Regions from separate parts of the Homo sapiens genome. Here region 1 is linked to region 2. The links are chromatin contacts, found by Hi-C or POLR2A ChIA-PET in ENCODE. All regions are on one chromosome and are shown on one strand. The core of a region is the stretch at or near the end of the contact, and the rest is flanking DNA. Distances in the headings are between cores, read along the strand shown.

What was found. A loop is a pair of places that touch in the nucleus more often than their neighbours do. ChIA-PET counts read pairs that join two places held with the same protein, here RNA polymerase II (POLR2A). Pooled maps may share reads with other maps.
Region 1: a loop to region 2 is called in a pooled map, with 2.8 times the contacts of the local background. The contact joins the promoter of SNRNP35 here to the promoter of VPS37B in region 2. A Hi-C loop is called at or near these places in 2 of 37 single-sample maps with no recorded cell type and 7 of 50 pooled maps. POLR2A ChIA-PET finds 5 or more read pairs at or near these places in 2 of 52 experiments (activated T-cell and endothelial cell of umbilical vein).

Annotation. Positions count from the first base shown.
Region 1 is chr12:123,456,098-123,459,734 of GRCh38, reverse strand. It overlaps SNRNP35 (small nuclear ribonucleoprotein U11/U12 subunit 35), which reads right to left and starts at 1,596. Exons shown (of 2, transcript NM_022717.4): 1 at 1,519-1,596. RefSeq lists enhancers at 177-1,042, 1,289-1,368, 1,043-1,909.
Region 2 is chr12:122,894,804-122,898,251 of GRCh38, reverse strand. It overlaps VPS37B (VPS37B subunit of ESCRT-I), which reads left to right and starts at 2,128. Exons shown (of 4, transcript NM_024667.3): 1 at 2,128-2,300. The coding sequence starts at 2,190. RefSeq lists a silencer at 1,985-2,134 and an enhancer at 2,315-2,464.

The DNA of each region.
Region 1 (3,637 bases), core at 347-2,846, 560 kb before region 2:
CTCACTGCAACCTCTGCCTCCCAGGTTCAAGTGATTCTCCTGCCTCAGCCTCCCGAGTAGCTGGGATTACAGACACACACCACCACGCCCAGCTAATTTTTGCATTTTTAGTACAGACAGGATTTCACCATGTTGGCCAAGCTGGTCTCAAACTCCTGATGTCAGATGACCCGCCTGCCTCAGCCTCCCAAAGTGCTGGGATTACAGGCGTGAACCACCGCGCCTGGGCCTCATTCTCATTTTACTCATCAACAGGGGATGAGAGCCGAAATGAATGGTGGGGGCCAGGGCGCGGTGGCTCATGCCTGTAATCCCAGCACTTTGGGAGGCCAAGGCGGGTGGATTATTTGAGGTCAGTAAATTTTGAGCTTCAGGATTCTTATTGTGAAATGTAGCTAAATGTCACTTCACTAGGTTTTTGTGAAGATTAGATCATATGGTGTCTATAAAAATGCATTACAATTATAAATTATTATACAAATTTAGAAAATTTTTGGCCAGGCACGCGCTGGCTCACGCCTGTAATACCAGCACTTTGAGAGGCCGAGGCTGGAGGATCGCTTGAGCCCAGAAATTCGAGACCAGCCTGGGCAACAAAGTGAGACCCCGTTTCAATCAATCAATCAATAATCAATTCTCCGGGCGTGGGGTCGCGCCTGTGGTCCCAGATACTTGAGAGGCTGAGGCGGGAGGACTGCTTGACCCGAAATGTCGACGCTGCAGTGAGCCGAGATCGCGCCACCGCTCTCCAGCCTGGGCGACTCCCTGTCTCTGGGGAAAAACAAAAAAATAAATGAAGCCTCTCCTTCCTGGGTCTTCGGGGTAAGACTCTGCCCCTCCTGGCCGGGCACGGTGGCTGACGGCTGTAATCCCAGCACTTTGGGAGGCCGAGGCGGGTGGATCACGAGGACAGGAGATCGAGACCATCCTGGCTAACATGGTGAAACCCCGTCTCCAGTAAAATACAAAAAATTAGCAGGGCGTGGTGGCGGGCGCCTGTAGTCTCAGCTACTCGGGAAGCTGAGGCAGTGGAATCGCTTGAACCCAGGAGGCGGAGGTTGCAGTGAACCGAGATCGCACCACTGCACTCCAGCCCGGGCGACAGAGCAAGACTGTCTCAAAAAGGAAAAAAAAAAAAAAAAGACTTTGCCCCTCCTGTGAAAAGCAAAACTGAAGGCGGAACCCACAGAGCCCTCCAGGGCATGCGCAGTGGGCCTCGGAGGCAAACACCTAAGTTTCTGTGGAAAAGCCTATCCTTCCCATCCAGCCTGCAGCCTGGCCGCCAACCCTCGAGGCCGCTCCCCCGCCCCTCTCCTTCTCTGGGGGCCGCAGGGAGTAAGGCGCCATCCTTCCAATCCAGCTCTCGTCCCCACTCCCCGCAACGCAACCCAGAATGTCGTCCCCTTTGCCAGGTTTCAACATGGCGCCCCACACAAGCGCGGGCACAGCGTCTGGGCCGCACTCCCTCTTCCTTCTCTCCGGCGTGGGGCCCGCTCCTTCCAAGCCGCTTCCACTCACCTCTGCAAAGCTTGGGCTCCCTTCCGACGGAGACAGGCGAGCAGCTGCAGGCGACAGCAGATTCTCCGCGCCGGCCTCGGCCTGACCTTTACATTGGTAGCAGCAGATTCGCCGCCGACGCTCGTTTCCTGTTTGTTTTACCTTTAAAATTTTACTCCCACGCAACGAGGGTGTTATCATCTCCGAAGACAATAAGCTAAAAAAAAATTTTTTTAAGAGAAAAATTGCTAATTCAACAACTAAGTTGAAAGAAAGACTATCGAATATGCAGTTACCTGGGACATTTTACTTTATTATTTATTTATTCTTATTTATTATTTTTTCTTGAGACGGAGACTCCCTCTGTCGCCCAGGCTGGAGTGCAGTGGTGCGAACTCGGCTCACTGCAACCTCCGCCTCCCGGGTTCAAGTGATTTTCCTGCCTCAGCCTCCCGCGTAGCTGGGATTACTGGCGCCCGCCACCACGCCCGGCTATTTTTTGTATTTTTAGTAGAGACAGGGTTTTGCCATGTTGGCCAGGCTGGTCTCGAACTTCTGACCTCAAGTGATCCGCCCGCCTCGGCCTCCCAAAGTGCTGGGATTACAGGCGTGAGCCATCGCGCCCGGCCCCAATTTCTTTATAAAAAAAAAAAAAAAAAAAAAGGCCAGGTGGCATGCCTCACGCCTGTAATCCCAGCACTTCGGGAGGCCGAGGCGGGCGGATCACCTGAGGTTCGGAGTTCGAGACCAGCCTGAGCAACATGGAGAAACCCCTTCTCTACTAAAAATACAAAATTAGCTGGACATGGTGTCATGTGCCTGTAATCCCAGCCACTCAGGAGGCTGAGGCAGGAGAATCACTTGAACCCGGGAGGCAGAGGTTTCGATGAACTGAGATGGTGCCATTGCACTCCAGCCTGAACAACAAGAGTGAAAGTCCGTCTCAAAAAAAAGAAAAATCTATAGCTTAAAATTTTATGTTTGAAAATATATGGTAGCCACTGTCAGTGGAGGCCATCTGCAGTTTCAGCTACTAGGGAGGCTGAGTCGTGAGGCTTGAGGCCAGGAGTTCAAGTTCAGCCTGTCAGCCTGGGCAACAGAGCAAGACCCCTATGTTGTTGTTTGTTTGTTTGTTTTTGTTTTGTTTTGTTTGAGACAGAGTTTCACTCTTGTTGCCCATATTGGAGTGCAATGGCACGATCTCGGCTGACCGCAACCTCCGCCTCCCAGGTTCAAGCAATTCTCCTGACAGCCTTCCGAGTAGCTGGGATTACAGGCATGTGCCACCATGCCCGGCTAATTTTGTATTTTTAGTAGAGATGGGGTTTCTCCATGTTGGTCAGGCTGGTCTTGAACTCCCGATCTCAAGTGATCTGCCTGCCTTGGCCTCCCAAAGTGCTGGGATTACAGGCGTGAGCCACCACACCTGGCTGACCCCTATGCTTTTAAACACACACACACACACACACACACACACACACACACACACACACACACACACGTGGTATGTACAGTACATGCAATGGAATACTATTTCTCCTTAAAAAGAAATGAAATTCTAATTGCTACAACATCATGAATGAACGTAGTTCATGGATGAACCATGCTAAGTGAAAGAAGCATAAGGACAAATACTGTATGGTTCCACTTATATGAGGGACCTAGGATAGTCAAATTCATGGTTGGAAAGTACAGCAGTGGTTATCAGGGGCTGCTGTGGGTGTTAGGAAGATGGCGAGGTATTGTTTAACAGATACAGAGGTTCAATTTGAGATGATGAAGAAGTTCTGGAAATAGATAGTACAGATGGTTTCACAACAATGTGAATCTACCTAATGTTATTTAATAGTTAAAACAGACTGGCCGGGCGAGGAGGCTAAGGCCTGTAATCCCAGCACACTGGGAGGCCAAGTTGGGAGGATCACGAGGTGAGGAGATCAAGACCAGCCTGGCCAACATAGTGAAACCGCATCTCTACTAAAAATACAAAAATTAGCTGGGTGTGCTGGCGGGCACCTGTAATCCCAGCTACTTGGGAGGCTGAGGCAGGAGAATAGCTTGAACCTGGGAGTCAGAGGTTGCAGTGAGCCGAGATTGCGCCATGGTACTCCAGCCTAGGCGACACAGCGAGACTGCATCT
Region 2 (3,448 bases), core at 879-3,378:
ACAAGTTAGAAGGAAGAAAATTACCGAGTGTCCTTTTGAGCTCAATAAAACCTTTAGCTTGGCCGGGTACGGTGGCTCATGCCTGTAATCCCAGCACTTTGGGAGGCCAAGGTGGGCGGATCACGAGGTCAGAAGATCAAGACCATCCTGGCTAACACGGTGAAACCCCGTCACTACTAAAAATACAAAAAATTAGCTGGGTGGGGTGGCGAGTGCCTGTAGTCCCAGCTACTCGGGAGGCTGAGGCAGGAGAATAGCGTGAACCTGGGAGGCAGAGCTTGCAGTGAGCTGAGATTACACCACTGCACTCCAGCCTGGGCGACAGAGCAAGGTTCCGTCTCAAAAAAAAAAAAAAACAAAACAAAACAAACAAAAAAAAACCTTTAGCTTACGGATTATATGAAACATTTCTTTTGGCCGGGCGGGGTGGCTCAGGTCTGCAATCCCAGCACTTTGGGAGGCTGAGGTGGGCGGATCACTTGAGGTCAGGAGTTCGAGACCAACCTGGCCAACATGGTGAAACCCCATTTCGACTAAAAACACAAAAATTAGCTTGGCGTGATGGCGCATGCCTGTAGTCCCAGCTACTTGGAAGGCTGAGGCAGGAGAATCGCTTGAACCCAGGAGGCGGAGATTGAGGTGAGCTGAGATCGCACCACTGCACTCCAGCCTGGACGACAGAGCAAGACTCTGTCTCAAAAAATAAAAAAAGCAATAGTTCCTCTAACTTTCATCATTTTTCTGCAAACACGAGCCCTTAGTACAACGGGCTGGAAGGAGAGAAGAGGTTGGCAGAGCCCAGCCTAACGTATGGATGGAGAACACAGACCTTATGTTTTACCCATGGAGTTGCAGAAGAATCAGCTTTATACACAAAGCCCCTAAGTCTGCCGATAAGCATTTGCTGAATGCCTCGACTGTGTTCAGAGCTGAGTTATGAGACGAGGTCAGTGTGTTATGATGCCAGCGTGGTGGACGCCAGACTGGGAGCCAGGAGACCTGCCAATTACTTGATTTTCAGAAACAAAGCAAAAGCCCAAAAAATTTCCCCTTCTCAGGGCTTCAGTTCCCTTATGTGTAAAATTAGGGGGCTGTCATGGTTAACCTCAGCCTTAGGTTTCTTCTAACTAGAACTGTGACAGATTCCAAAGTAGGATAATGAGTTCCCAGGCTCCTGGATCTTAAGAGGCTTCCCGGTAGCTGAGAGACTGAGAGCGACTGCACCCTAAATCGTGTTGTTTCTGAAAGAGCACAGGTTGGCCCACCTGGATGTCTGGGCACCTTCCTCTGAGGTGATGCAAAGGGGCCACTCAATGGGTCCTTGCTCAAAATGCTCCAGCCTTACTGGCCTTCTTCCCATTCCTGAATGCACCAAGTTAGTCCTGTCCCAGGGCCTTTGCACGTGCTGGTTTTGCTGCCTTGAGCTTCCTACAGGAATGGTGGCTGGTTCCTCCCTTCTCATCCTTCACATTTCCTTAGACGCCACCTTCTCCGAAAGTGCCATCTCTTACTACCCTAAAGGTCTTTTTATTTTCTTATTTCAGTGTCCATTCCCTTATTTGTGATCGCCTAATTATTTTACTTATTTCTTGTTTTGTTTGCGTCCTCTTTCATTCTGTTAGCTCCATGTAAGCAGGGGTCCGTTTTGCTTTATTCAGAACTGTATACTCAATGCCCAGTACAGAGTAGGTCTCAAAACATATTTGTTAAATGAATGACGTGGCAGCTCCACAATTCCAAGTAACCAATGACACCTAAAGTTGTTTCCCCATGAAGTCTCTGTCTTTTGGGTTCCGTGCATCGGGCTGGGCTCACAGGCTGCGGGAACTTCCTTCCCACTGCCTGTTTTCCTTGGATCGCGGTATCTCTCTTCCTGGAGGAAAAAGGCTCTTATGACCTCATGGCGCGCTCTCCCGAGCCGCAGTGACGTCATTAATGCGCTCACGCGTCACAGCCCAATCATAGGGCCCTTCCCCTCCCTTTAGAAGTCCCGACTGTCCCTGACACATTCCACTCCAAGCGAGCCGCGACACTTACGTCACGTCCGCCCGCCCGCGCGGTGATGACGTCACGACCCAGGGCTGGCGTCACGTGTCCCCCCCGCGGGGGGCGGCCCTTGAGGGCGGCGCTTCCGGTCGGCGGAGCCTGGTGGCCGCAGCGGCGGTGGCGACGACGGCCGAGACGTGGGGATGGCGGGCGCCGGGAGCGAAGCCCGGTTCGCCGGGCTGTCGCTGGTGCAGCTCAACGAGCTGCTGGAGGACGAGGGCCAGCTGACGGAGATGGTGCAGAAGATGGAGGAGGTGAGCCGAGCTGGGCTTAAGGCGGCGGCTGTGAGGCCTCGAGCGGGGTTCGCTCCTCGAACGGTGGCCGGAGGCGGAGGCGACCGCGGCGCCTCCGGTCGTGTTGAGGGGACTGGGCTAGAAATGGGGGCGCTTGGGGCGGGGTGCGGGAGCCAGGGAACCGCGACTGGTGCTTAGGCAGGAATAGGGGGCCTGAGAGGGGGTTTGAGGCACTGAGGGGACCGAGACTAGGGCGGAGGCGGGAAAAAGGGTCCTGAGACGGGGCTTGGGGAGCCGATTGGGGGTCCTGAGACAAGGTTTTGTGGGGCTGAGGACTTAAGGCTGGGTCTGAAGACTTAAGGCTGGGTCTGAAGTGGAGATTAGGGAGCCTGGAATGGGAATTTGGGGATTAGAGTGCTATCGTTGGGTCTAGGCGGAAGAGGACGGAACTGGGGGGATCTGAGATTGGTTTGGTCGGAGGAGCGGGGAGAGTAATAAGGGCTGAGTCGGAGGCGAGGATTAGGGGTGACTGAGGGGGACCAAGAGCTAGATCTGGTAGAGGTTGGGGGGTTTCCTTTGAGAGGAAAGGTTGGGGACAACCAGGGGGACTGAGGCAGCTATAGGGGATCAGAGTAGGTTTTGGGGGACTGAGTGGACTATCCAAATAGGACTCTTAGGAGAGGATTGAGGGTTCCAAGATGGGTTCGGGAGGCTGAGGGTCTGTAGCTGAGTCTATGAGGTGGTTCTGAGGCTCTTTAAGGGTTGGGCGAGGGTCCCCAGCCCAGGGTTTGGAGGCAGGAGTCCATGGTCATACCATAGCCAGGGTAAGGTTTGAAGGTTCCATGTATCTAAGGGGTCCCAATAATGCCCCTGGAGTCTGACTTCTTTTGAAGTGGCCCCAGCAGAGTTACGGGAGTTCGTGGATGGGCCTAAGGGTGGCGACAGGATACGTTTTTCTGTAAGGGTTGCCCCCTCCACCGAGGAAGGGAAGGTGGGAAATTTAGTGTGGCTGGCTTTGTACCACTGCGTCCCACGTGTCTGGGACTAAGGAAGGTTCCTGGAGCAGTTTCAGGAAGAAGTTAAAATGGGGGTTTGGGGCTGGCTGCCAACCCTCACCTCTGAGAGTCAAGCCTTGCCCAGCCCCTGGAAGGCATGTGCCAGCTCCTGTT